Linked DNA regions of Homo sapiens: regions 2, 3 and 4 are each linked to region 1. Evidence: chromatin contacts called from ENCODE Hi-C data. All regions are on one chromosome and are shown on one strand. The core of a region is the stretch at or near the end of the contact, and the rest is flanking DNA. Distances in the headings are between cores, read along the strand shown.

Region 1 (2,776 bases), core at 168-2,667:
CCTCTCTGCCTCAGTTCCTTATCTGCACAGGGGAATAGTATCTACTTTGTAGATTTCATAGACAAGACAAAGTGCCTAGCATGGTGCTTGGCACAGAGCTAATTCTTAATAATCTTATTTTAAGCATGGTTTTGACAATTTTTATTGCTTTGGAATGACTGATCAGGCTAATGACAGAGACTCTTCAAAGATTTACATTCTCCCTGCATTTAAATACTTATAACCAGCGATTACACAGGTGCTGCTGAGGCAAAGCGCAGCACCATTGGTCTCGTTCTAAACACCCACCTGTGAGGAATAAGTGCCTTAAGATTCCCCTTTGTATTAATATCAACACCTGTGCTACCCAACAGCACACCAGCCCGGCTCTCAGAGGTCTGCCCGTTAACAGGTGTACAATAAATATTTGTTGAATTGAAATGCTACTGACTCAAGCAAAAAATGAATGCTAATGTAAATTATAATCCATACAAATCCTTCAATAAGTGGTGTCTGAATTCTGTGCGTCCTGAAGCAAGTGTTCTAACGTCTCACGGTTCACTGAGAAGCTGCTTGGTACCTTAAGGGTTCGCACCCTTGTACCTTCCAGACCAAGCTCTTGTAAGCATCTAGAGGAGGCTGAAACCCTCAGTCAGCATCGCACAGAAGTTCATTCAGACTAGAGAAAACCTCTTTTATGGCAACCCAATCATTTAAAAAAAGCCGTCAGCACATTTGCTTAACAAATGGACAGTGCAGGAGGGAACTAATTGCGGAAACTAATCGCCACTCAAGTTCACCACCAACATCACTGTCTTTATTTTTAACTTACTTATCTTCAGTGGGATTGAGACACTGTTTGTTACCTACGCAATTATCCCAAGGATTTCTGCTCCGGTGTCGTTGAGCAAATGTCAGCGCAAAGAATTAAAGTTGAACCTCCGGGTCTCTACGAAGAGAGCGTATTAAAGCCCACCCAGCTGAGGAACTGACCTCTGTGGAAGGAGTCCTGGATGTGGCGGTGACTACCTCCGTAGCGCCCCGGGGAGACTGAATGTGTGGCCTTTAAAATGCAAAGAAATTCTGGGCCAGGCTGCCCTCCCCTAGTGCGCCTTCCAGTACGCCACGCCTGGATTTCTGCCTCCAGTCCTCAGGACACCTTTCTGATCTCTGAACCACAAGCAGCTCCGGGGTAGTAGCGCCACTGAATTCTCATCCTGGACCCTCCAGCTCCCCAACTCCCAGCTTCGGTTGAGAGAAGACGCCCACCCCCAGGCGGCGACCGTGCTGCCCGGCCCACGCGCGCTGCCAGGTGAACCCGGCACCGCCCTCACCTGTGCGAGGCCGCGTTCGGGGGCTGCAAAGCTGGGCAGGCGCGCGCCCCTCACCTGCACCGGACCCGCTGCAGTCGCCACTCGGAAGCGCAGGGAGCAACCCTGACGCGGCGGGGGCGGGGGCATCACCGAGGGCCCCCGGACTTCCTCGGGCCCCCCCACCGCCCTTGCGAGCCCCGCCTAAAGGGGAGGAGGCGGCCGCGCGTCACCTTTGAGCAGCCTCCGACCCAAGCGCCCGCGCTGCCGCCGGGAGCTCGGCCGGGTGTTGCAAGGAGGCGCTATGCTTGGTGCTGGGCACTGGCTGGGCGTAGAGAAGGCGATTACTTGTAACTCATTCGTTTGGGTTGGCTCACAGGAAAAGGAAGGTGTGTCCAAAAAGTCCGAAGTGAGGAAATAGGACGAGGATGGCTTGCAAACTCGTAAAGTCTTAATAAGCTGTCTTCGCTGATACTCAGAAGGGTTCTCTTCGCTCCTGTAGGTCCCTAATAGATTCATGGGAAGACAGCAGCCTCCCTTTGTAACGCCCTGACCCTGGGAAGAGGTACCCGAGCCAGACAGCCTATTAACCTATGCCACGTGTGCGCGACTGTGGGTGGAAGATGCCCGCCCAGATCCACAGAACTGTTTCCTGAGCCTTGGTGCCTCATCTATGAGATAAGGCCGGCGTACTGCTCAGCAAGCCGTCCCGAGTACTCGGCAGAGAACCCTAAAGACCCTCCCGTGCGATTGTTGGCACTCAGCGAATATTTGCTATTTATTTCCCCTTTCCCTTACTTTCTTTTTCTACTTTTTTTTACGCCGCTTTCCTGCTGTAATTGTCTTATTGCACTTTGTTTGCTCGGTTTCACTGCCTGGTCAGTTTCTTTTCCCGTCTATGAACGAGCCTAAGTCTGTGCGCTCTAGGAATTTGGGTGGATTAGGAAAAGAAATGTATGATCCATGCCTTCTGGGAGATCAGGGACTCATCTCTGGGAAATAGCATTTTTAAATTAGATACAAGAGAGTTACAGAAAATAACCTTAAAACGGGAATGGGACCTCTGGGAATAGGCGAGCTCTGAAATGAAGCGTTTAGTTGGTGTCACTGGTGATTAAGAGCTCCGGCTTTGGAGTCAGACCTCAAATCAAATTCTGCCTGGGCAACTAATTGTGTAAATGGACGAGTTCACTTAACCTCTCTAAATTTTAACTTCAACAAACTGGTTGTTTAAATAGCTTAAAATAGCTTAAATAGCTTAAAATAATAGCTATCTCATACTTTCTGAGAAATTAATTAGGTAATTCACATAAAATCCTCATTACAGTGTCCTGGGCCATGGTAACCACTTAATAAAAGTTAGCTATTAACAATACTAAGGTAGGAAATGGGAGGAAGGGGCATAAAAATTTAGAAAACATGAGGACGTGATAGAAAACAGCTGCCACTGTCATGCAATTCCGACTTACAACAATAGCTACCACTGA
Region 2 (2,776 bases), core at 98-2,597, 2.4 Mb after region 1:
TAACACTATAAACTCTCAAAAAAAATTTCCCGTTTAGACAGGACTGTACTTAGGTGTGGAAGCACGCTCTCTGGAACTCAAGTTGCGACCACCTGAGCAGAGGAGGCGAAAGCGACAAAGTAGGTACCTGACAGTGCTGAGTCATTACAAGCTGTTTCCTCTGAAATGTTACGCACCCATGGGCCCTCTGAGCATTAACATCCCCTTTCTGGAGGCAAATAAAATACATATTCATTGTGGAAAATGGTGCAACCTTCTGTAGGCGACAGACCACGATGGGGAATTTAGCACTAAGAGTGGATAGCAGGAACTACACAAACTCGCAGCTGCTCTCTAGGTACCGTAACTTTATCCCAGACGCTCAAAGAGGGCTATAGGGATACCGGGTGGCAATATTCCCCCTGCAGCCCCGGCTCAGGCCAGGGCCACACTAGGGCGCATTTCACTCTAAGCTGTTATATCCCCCTGTAATTGGCGGATGTAGAAAGCGCCCGGAGAAAATGATGCATAATAGATTTGTTCTCGAGGAGGATGCAATGGAGAGTAGAGGACGCAGGATGCTAACTGGTTTTTCTTCCCATGTGCAGGTCACCTGAAAACCCCGACGCTTTTTCGTTCCTCTCCAAGGAGAACCCTGAACTCACCGTCTCGCTCCGCTCTTATGGGGGGAGAGGAATAGTTTCACGCCCACCTGCCCGCCGCCTCTCCTCCCCCGGCACCCCCTGCCCCAGCCGGACGCGCGCGAGCTGCTACCGGCATCAACGGTCCCGCCCGCTACCCGCTCGCTGGCAGCCCCGGCCGGCAGCTCCCCCGGCGGCCGCCTCTGCACCACTCGCCAACCTCCACGCCGGGCCGAGGTCATGCCCGCCTGCCCCCAGCGCCGGGCGGCCCCCTCGTCGGGCCAGGCGGCCGCTCGAGAGCCGGGCTGGGGAAGGGGCCCGCGGCGGAGTTGGCTCGGGGACTCACCAGGTAGGCGCCCACCGTGCCCTGCGCCAGCATCAGGGCGCACTCGGACACCAGGAAGATCTTGATGTTGGAAAAGCAGGACACCTTCTTTTTCTTTTTCTTGTTCCTCTGCGCCTCGTCCCCCTGCAGCTCGCCGCTCCGGCCGCCGCCCGACGAACCGCCCGGCTTCTTCCCCTGCATCCTTCCCCCGCCGCCGCCGCCGCCGCCGCCGCTGCCGCTTTCCCGCTCGCCCCGGGTGTCGGGGCCGCTGCCGGGCGGGGGTGCGCGCCTCGAGGCTGCGTGCTGTCCCCGCCCCGGGTTCGCGGCGGCCGCCCCCGTCCTGCCGGGGCTGGAGAGGTGGAAGGCACAGCTCCTCGCCGCCGCCGCCGCCGCCGCGATCGCCCCTTCCTCCTCCTCCTCCCCCGCCTCCGCCCTCCCCTGGCCTCCTCCTCCGGCTCCGGCTGTGCCAATCACAGGGGCTCGTCGCGCCGCCCGCCGCCGCCGCTGCCTCGCCTCCCGCGGCCGCCCGCCGCTGCCATCGCCCGGTTCCCCTTGCCCGCCGGCCGCGCCTGCTCTCACCCCCTCAGCCCCAGCCCCAAGGCCTGGGCCTGGGCCGCCGCTGCGCGCCCTCGCCGAGCCGCTCCTCGCTGCCGGTGCGCCCCCGGGGAGGCACGGGAGGCGGGCTTGGGATGCGGAGGGCGGCCCGGCGGCCGAGGCTGGGAGGGTCCGGCTGCCGGGAGAACTGGGGAGACCCGGAGTCCTTGCGGAGTAAGGGGGGTGCCCCTGAGGGCGGGAGGCGGCGCCCGGCCCCTAGGTGGCGCTGCGGGGCACGGGGCCCCGCGGCGGAGACTGGCGGCTCTGCGCCGGGCGCGGAGATGGGGTGCGGAGGCGCCCCCGCGGGGCTGGGACCCGGCGCTCGGGAACCCGGGTGCCCAGGCCTCAGAGGGCAGGCTGTTCCCAGGAAGGGAGAATACTGAGTACCCAGGAAGGGCTTGGCGCGCGCTCTTCTCCGCCCGGGGATTTCTGGGGACAGATGTTGTGCTCTGGGTCTTGGGGAGGTGCCAGAGGTCAGAGCTGCTTGAGGCTTCTGCCGCCTGCCGGTTTCTGCCCCAGCTGTCCCCGGCCACAGGGGGTGTTGAAAAGGCCCCAGACCGAAAGGACAGAAAGGGGAAGTTAGAGGAATACGTCGGGAGCCCCACGGACCGTTAGTGCCCCAGCCTCGGTGTCCAGGCGCTGCAAGATCGCCGCGGCCCCAGCAGAGGGCCTTCTCCGGCCCTTCATCCGCCCAGGGCCCCGCTGCTGGAGCGCTCAGCAAGCGGCCAGCCGCAGGCCTGCTGGGTCCCCACCCGTCCCCTGGCTCTGTGGCCCTGGCCACCATCCTCGGCCTTGACCTGAATGCCTGGCCCATGGCAGCCGCTCCTAATTACTCCCCACTCTCACCGTTACCAAGGAGTGTGGGCCACAGGGCACTACCAATAGGATCTGCTAGTTCTCAACTGCAGCGTTTGGAAGCTGAGAGAAAAGCTCAGAGGGCTGGACAGGTACCAGGAAACAGCACCTTCCACCTGGGCCATTGGGGGACTCAAGGAATCATTTAAAACGGTTTCCTTAATAATTGTGTCAAAGAAAATGACCCACTCTCCCAAGCGCCTGTGTCCAAATGCAGGCTCAACTTCAAAACTGAATAGCAATGAACCCGACCATATTTTTCCTTTCTCCCGAAGAACTTGAATGAGAATGGAGGGTGTAATGGTGGGGATGTTGTTTTGCCATGGCATTTAAATATAAACTGCTTCATCCTTCTGTGGCTCCAGACGTGATCTCACCCAGG
Region 3 (2,776 bases), core at 130-2,629, 2.1 Mb before region 1:
GCAAATGCTGGCGGTTAGGTGCTCAAATAACATTCTTCATTCCTCTTTTTCAAAGTTGATTTATAGCAATCGACAGGTTAAAGCCTCATCTGACTTCATTACTTTTAAAAGCTGTCTATTTCACAACTGTCACTTTTCATCACTTAGCTCAAATAAATACTTGAAGAAATGAATTGGAAGAGACTTTCAGATCATGTTTATAATTCTTGGTCGCCGCGTTAACATTCCTAATGACCTGACCCTCTGAGTTTCTGCAGACTTCTAAATTGGGCCGAAAATTCCTCCTTATATACTAGAAAACTTCAAGGAAGGTGAGGTGGCCGGAAATGCGACTCAAGGGAGAAGTGCAGCGGCTGCATGTGGAAGGCAGGGTGTTGTCGCAGCAAAGCATCCCAGCAGCTGCGAGGGCCCAGGCCCGAGACCCAGGGCCACAGAGAGGGGGACAGCTCACGGGTCAGGGGATTCACATGGAACCAGCTGCTGACAGGAGGGCCCCAGCCTAGCAGCCGCGCCGCCCGCCCGCGTTCCTCGGGTCCCGCCGACCAGGCTGCAAAACCACGAGAAAATTCATGCCAGAAGGAAACGCTGTTCATTGGGACTATTACTATTATTCTATCACTGTTTCAAAAATGATTTTAAAGGGCCCCTACGACCGCAGATGAGGAGTGGCAGAGTGAGAGCCATTTTCTCCCAGTCATCTTCGACTCAGAGCTTGTGAGACACCCAGAAAGAGCAGAAGCATGGAAACGAAATCGTACGCACTGAAGTCCGTTCAATAAATTGAAATAGTTTCTCCAATTTTGCTACCATTTGCCCAAGCCTTCTAGTATTACCAGCCGGTGGTAATACTTTCACTTTCTCTCTCTCTCTCCCTCTCTCTTTCAAGCTCTCTCTCTCTCTCTCTCTCTCACACACACACACACACACACACACACACACACAACCAGTTCTAAGAAATAGGAGGAAAAATACAGAAAAAAAAAAGCGAAAGGAGAGGTAAGAAAAAAAAACTACAGAAAATAAAAGGAAAAGGAAGGGAAGAAAAAGGAAATGAGAGAAAAGAAGAAAGCAAAGGAAAACCCAAAAACTATATATCTTTTCTTTTTTAGTTTGGGGGACAACGATAGAACACATATTTTCCTTATTTTTTTCTTTGAAAAAGAACAACAAGAACAACAAAAAACCCTAAGCTGCGTCTCTGAGCTTGTGGTGGATTGGGCGCTTGCTCGGTGTGCCTGGGCCGAGGCTGACTCCAGCGCGCCGCTCGCCGTGCCTGGGGACCTGCAGCCCCAGCCTCCGCCCCGCCCGGGAATTTCGAAGATTTCCCCCGAGCGGCGGCGCGCGGAGTGTGCTCCGGAACTCGCCATCACAGCGCTCCCCGCCGCCGCCAGCCTTCCCCAGTCGTGGCCTCAGGCCTTCGCCCACCCTGCGGACCGCTCCGCCTAGGTGGGTCTGAGCGCTCCCGATTTTCCGCTCAGAGGCTTTAGGAACCCCGAGTTAACATTGCTCGGTGGCCGCTGCCTCGCTGCGTGGACGCGGCGGCGGATGCGCTCGGTGGCGAAAACCCGGGCGCGCTGCCGTACCTTGGAGCGCCACCTCGCTGCAGAAACTGGAATGACGCCGCCAAGCCTCCCAGCCTGCGGCAGCCTAATTGTACGTCACCCGGACTTTTTCCGTAATCGAAACCCTCAGAGAAGCCGCAACGCACAGGTCTTCTGACGGGTTAAAAACCATTATCTGTGACCGACAGATCCCACAGTGGCTGCATTGGGATGAAGGGAAAATAACAGAAGAAGGAGAAAAATATATAGGCACAATTTCACCAAGTCTAAAGTAGTCACTCAAGCTGGGGAGCTGCTTTCCTAGAAAGGAGAAGATAAATGAGACGTGGTCTTTAGGAAGCCACTAGTTCGGGCCCCGTGTATTTCCGGCCATTCAGCTGCGGCCAGTGCAGATGTCTCCCATGAGGTGGTGCCTATAAAGTCATCCCTTCCCAATTATGATTTCCACCAAAATTCATTTATTCTGGTCAGTCCAGCATTAGAGGGGTTCTGCAGTGCCAGTCTCCAGCCTACTGGGACACTGTACCCACAGCTTTTGGCTTTGCTGACTAAATAACCACAAAATATAGCCCCCAACACGTACACCTGTCCGCCGGTGAAAGTAGCAACTGGCAAGAATTGCAAATTACACAGCCTCTCTTTCCAAGGTGCAACTGGGCATTTGACACTATTTTATCCAGTTGATAACTTAACAGGTTTGCCGCAATCTTATATCCACACGACCATAAAATATACAGAAAATTTAACCCACTTATATGGTGAGCCTTTGCTTCAATGTGTCTTCAAAGTGCACCATCCCAGAGATGGGTGTTATAAGTTAAAACAAATGTTACATGCCAAACATGGTTTTAAAAATACAGCATCTCTGTCATGGTCCAGTGAGGATTTGTGTGGTTTCTTTGTTTTGAAGGGAGGTACAGAACCTTTATTTAATGTAGTTTTTATTACAAAGTTCAAATCCTTTTTTTTAAAAGGAGCTCTGTGGATCCTACAAATAATGGGAGCTGAACTGGGGACTATAGGGTGGAGATAGAGTTTATCTGGTGTTGTATAAGCCCCTGTATTTCCCTGCCTGAGCAATCCCAACATAGAGATCGCTTCTTGAAACTCCGCAGTCCCCTGAGTTAGCGGGGTGAGCCCCCAAAGGGCAGGCAGGGGATAGCGTGAGTGCCCCTTCTCCCTGTAACCAGGGCTCCTCCTTGCTGATTAGGAGC
Region 4 (2,776 bases), core at 108-2,607, 2.1 Mb before region 1:
GGCGGGGCGGCGGCGGCTCCCCGGGTCTCGGGCTCCGGCGCGCCGCCTTTTGTGTGTGCGAGGGTGCAAGAGGGCGCGGGAGGGCGCCCCGGGTGGCTCGGGGGCTGGTTGGTTGAGGTTGGTTAGTTTTTCCTTTTTTGTTTTTGCTTTTGCAAAGTTTTGTCGATGGCTTGTCTGGCCCGGTGTGTTTGTTTTGTTTGTTTCTCTCGGCTCAGCTTTGTTGGTTTCGGGGGGCTTTCCGCCGGGAGGGGAGGGGAAGGGGACAGGAGAGCGAGTGGGAGCAGAACGTGGAGAAAGAGGGAGGGGAGGGAGAGCTGAAGTCGATTGTCTGGCTTCAAGACAGAAGTAGGAGGCAAAAAAAAAAATCTCTCCAAAGATCTCGCTCGCTCTCACTCTCTCCCTCCCTCTCTCGTTCACTCTCGCTCTTAGAGCTGGTGTGCAGCCGAGGAGTTGGCGGAGGAGGAGGAGGAGGAGGAGGAGGAAGAGGAGGTGGTGGTGAAGGAGGAGGTAGAGGAGGAGGAGAGGCGACTGTCCGGGGGCCAAGTCCAGGGCAGCCCACAGTCAGCCATTCAGGAAAGCCATCGAAATCAGGAGGACTAGGAGATCGGAGGCGCCGGGTGCGGGCGCGCCCAGGGAGCCAGGCAGGCCGGGGCGGAGGCCGGCGGCCCGCGGAGTGGCCGGAGCGCTGCCCGGGTCCGGGGGAATCAGCATGAAAGTGGTCCGCGTCGGGCGCTGCGCGGCGTCGTCCTGGCGCTGGGCCGCCGCCGCCGCCGCCTGCCCCGGGCGTCCGGCGCGCGCCTCGCTCTCTCCGGCCGCCGCCGCCCGCAGTCGCTGGGTGGAGGCCGCTCGCCGTTCCCTGCGGGCCGCCCGGGCCGCCGCTGCCGCCGGAGCCGCCGCCGAAGCCGCCGGGTCGGGCCCGGAGCCGCTGCGTCTAGCGCCGCCGCCGCCGCTGAAGTCGCTGCTGCCGCTGCTGCCGCCGCCGGAGCCGCTGCTGCTGCTGCTGCCGCCGCCGCCTCACACACATAGGGAAAGAGTCAACTCGCCGGCGGCGGGGGAGAAATGATAAAAGAGAGAGAGGAGGGCAGATCACCACCTAGAAGCACATCCTTCGTGCGCAGAGGGGGGAGAAAAAGACGGAGAGAAAGAATGAAAGAGGGGAAAAAAGGCAGTACGGCACCCGGAGAAAGGAGGCAACTCGGGGAGAGGAGGAGGAGAAGAAGAAAACACACACGCGCGCACGCACACACACACCGCGGAGAGAAAAGAACAGAGAATCAAAGTGATCAAATATGCTAAAAAGGGGGGCGCGGGAGGGAATGCGATTTATAGGCGCCGGGGCTGGCAGAAGTGGCTTCTCCGCGATCAGCTCACTGAGCTCTCTATATAGTGAACTTTGACACGACTGCTGCAACTTAGCGCACGTTGCCATGGCGACGGCGCGCCTTATAAGGCAGCAGCCGGGGTTGGCCTGGCCAGGCGCGCGCGCGCCGCCCCCTCGCCGTCATTGGCCGGACTGCGGCGGCCCCGCCATGGCGGCCGCGGGCGCAGCCCGGTCCTAGCGCGAGCGGCGTCGCCGGCGCGGCGCGGGGCACGCGGGGGACCGGGGGTTGGGGGGGCGGGGACGGGGTGGCCGCGCCGCCGCCGCCGCCGCCGCCGAGAGGGGGATGGGCCCGTGCTGGCCCTGCGAGCGCTGCCTCTGCTCTCCCCACATCCCGCACCCGAGGTTTCCGCCCCGGCGGGGAGACTAGCGCAGCGCGCACACACAACGTCTCTTAAAGGCTCCGCGAGAGGCTTTGGATGGAATCGGGGAGTTTGCCTCTCGCAACTTGGCGATGTCACGAATTCCGCCGCTCGCGCACCACCCGGGACTCCTGGCGCATCTTAGTACCCACAATGCCAAAGAAAAGTTCCCTGGTTTCTTTGCAGAGGGATAGGGAGTGAGGGTGGGAAGGTGCCACGAACTGAGCTTGTAGGCATTTTCCAAACGAAAGAGTTGGCCAGATCCGGGTGATGGCAAACCCTTCTCTTAATTAACTCTGATCACTTGTTCGGTTTGGTGACATATATATATGACATATATTCTTTTCAGAGGATAAAGGCCGTTCTGTTTCTGTTTATTCCTTGTAGGGTTAACATTTCACAGGTATGTGGCCTGACATTTTAATTGCCCAAATAAAGCATCTCGGATGCTGAGAAGCAGAAATAGACTTCATCTGATTGTCATGATGCAATTAGAATCAATTTTCCTCAACTTTACCCTCTCTCGCTGGTTTTAGCTAACTCTCCAGCCAACATCCTGCCACACACCCAGTCATGGTGAGAGGGGAAAGACCTCTGCCCACTGATGGACAGGAGGAGGCAGCCGCCCAGCCTCCCCTGTGCACACCCTCTGTACACACATGTAAGCGCACATGTATCAGATGCACATTTGTCAATGTACACAGACAAAGACTTCACCGACTATGCTTCTAGGTCATAGAACAGTTGAGTACGGACTTCATTGTTCCTCAAGTTCCTTTTAAGCATTCATATAGTCATTAAAACGCACCCAGAGATTCTGCCCCAAATGGGAAATAATACTAGTACAGGTCACAAGAACCAAACCCAAGCCATATTCTACCTCAAGAAGTCACTGCAAAAAGAACAACTTCATAGCCTATTGCCATTCTGCTCCATGTGCTAAAATAATTGAGACAGTTGTGTCTTTGAATTCCAGGGTGTCTGGTTTTAAACATCAAACATGTAGAATTGCTCTCAGAACACACTATATTCCAAC

The links. A loop is a pair of places that touch in the nucleus more often than their neighbours do. Pooled maps may share reads with other maps.
Region 2: a map with no recorded cell type shows a loop between it and region 1 (8-fold over the local background). The contact joins the promoter of SLCO3A1 here to the promoter of MCTP2 in region 1. A Hi-C loop is called at or near these places in 3 of 37 single-sample maps with no recorded cell type and 7 of 50 pooled maps.
Region 3: a pooled map shows a loop between it and region 1 (3-fold over the local background). The contact joins the enhancer-like site here to the promoter of MCTP2 in region 1. A Hi-C loop is called at or near these places in 2 of 37 single-sample maps with no recorded cell type and 2 of 50 pooled maps.
Region 4: a map of PC-9 shows a loop between it and region 1 (28-fold over the local background). The contact joins the promoter of NR2F2 here to the promoter of MCTP2 in region 1. A Hi-C loop is called at or near these places in 1 of 168 maps with a recorded cell type or tissue (PC-9), 2 of 37 single-sample maps with no recorded cell type and 4 of 50 pooled maps.

Annotation. Positions count from the first base shown.
Region 1 is chr15:94,230,202-94,232,977 of GRCh38, reverse strand. It overlaps MCTP2 (multiple C2 and transmembrane domain containing 2), which reads right to left and starts at 1,417. Exons shown (of 23, transcript NM_001385001.1): 1 at 1,314-1,417. RefSeq lists a silencer at 1,358-1,487.
Region 2 is chr15:91,852,279-91,855,054 of GRCh38, reverse strand. SLCO3A1 (solute carrier organic anion transporter family member 3A1) reads right to left here and starts at 1,347. Exons shown (of 10, transcript NM_013272.4): 1 at 967-1,347. The coding sequence starts at 1,146. RefSeq lists silencers at 1,743-1,882, 1,751-1,925.
Region 3 is chr15:96,355,859-96,358,634 of GRCh38, reverse strand. The region is part of intron 3 of LOC101927263 (a long non-coding RNA gene); the gene reads right to left. Among named protein-coding and RNA genes, the nearest start is that of SCDAL, 14 kb to the right of the region's middle. RefSeq lists an enhancer at 1-161. Within about 2 kb of position 1,379, at least 28 of the 41 ENCODE cell types and tissues checked have a DNase peak (open chromatin) inside an H3K27ac peak, as active enhancers do.
Region 4 is chr15:96,329,281-96,332,056 of GRCh38, reverse strand. NR2F2 (nuclear receptor subfamily 2 group F member 2) reads right to left here and starts at 1,357. Exons shown (of 3, transcript NM_021005.4): 1 at 1-1,357. RefSeq lists a silencer at 1,465-1,604.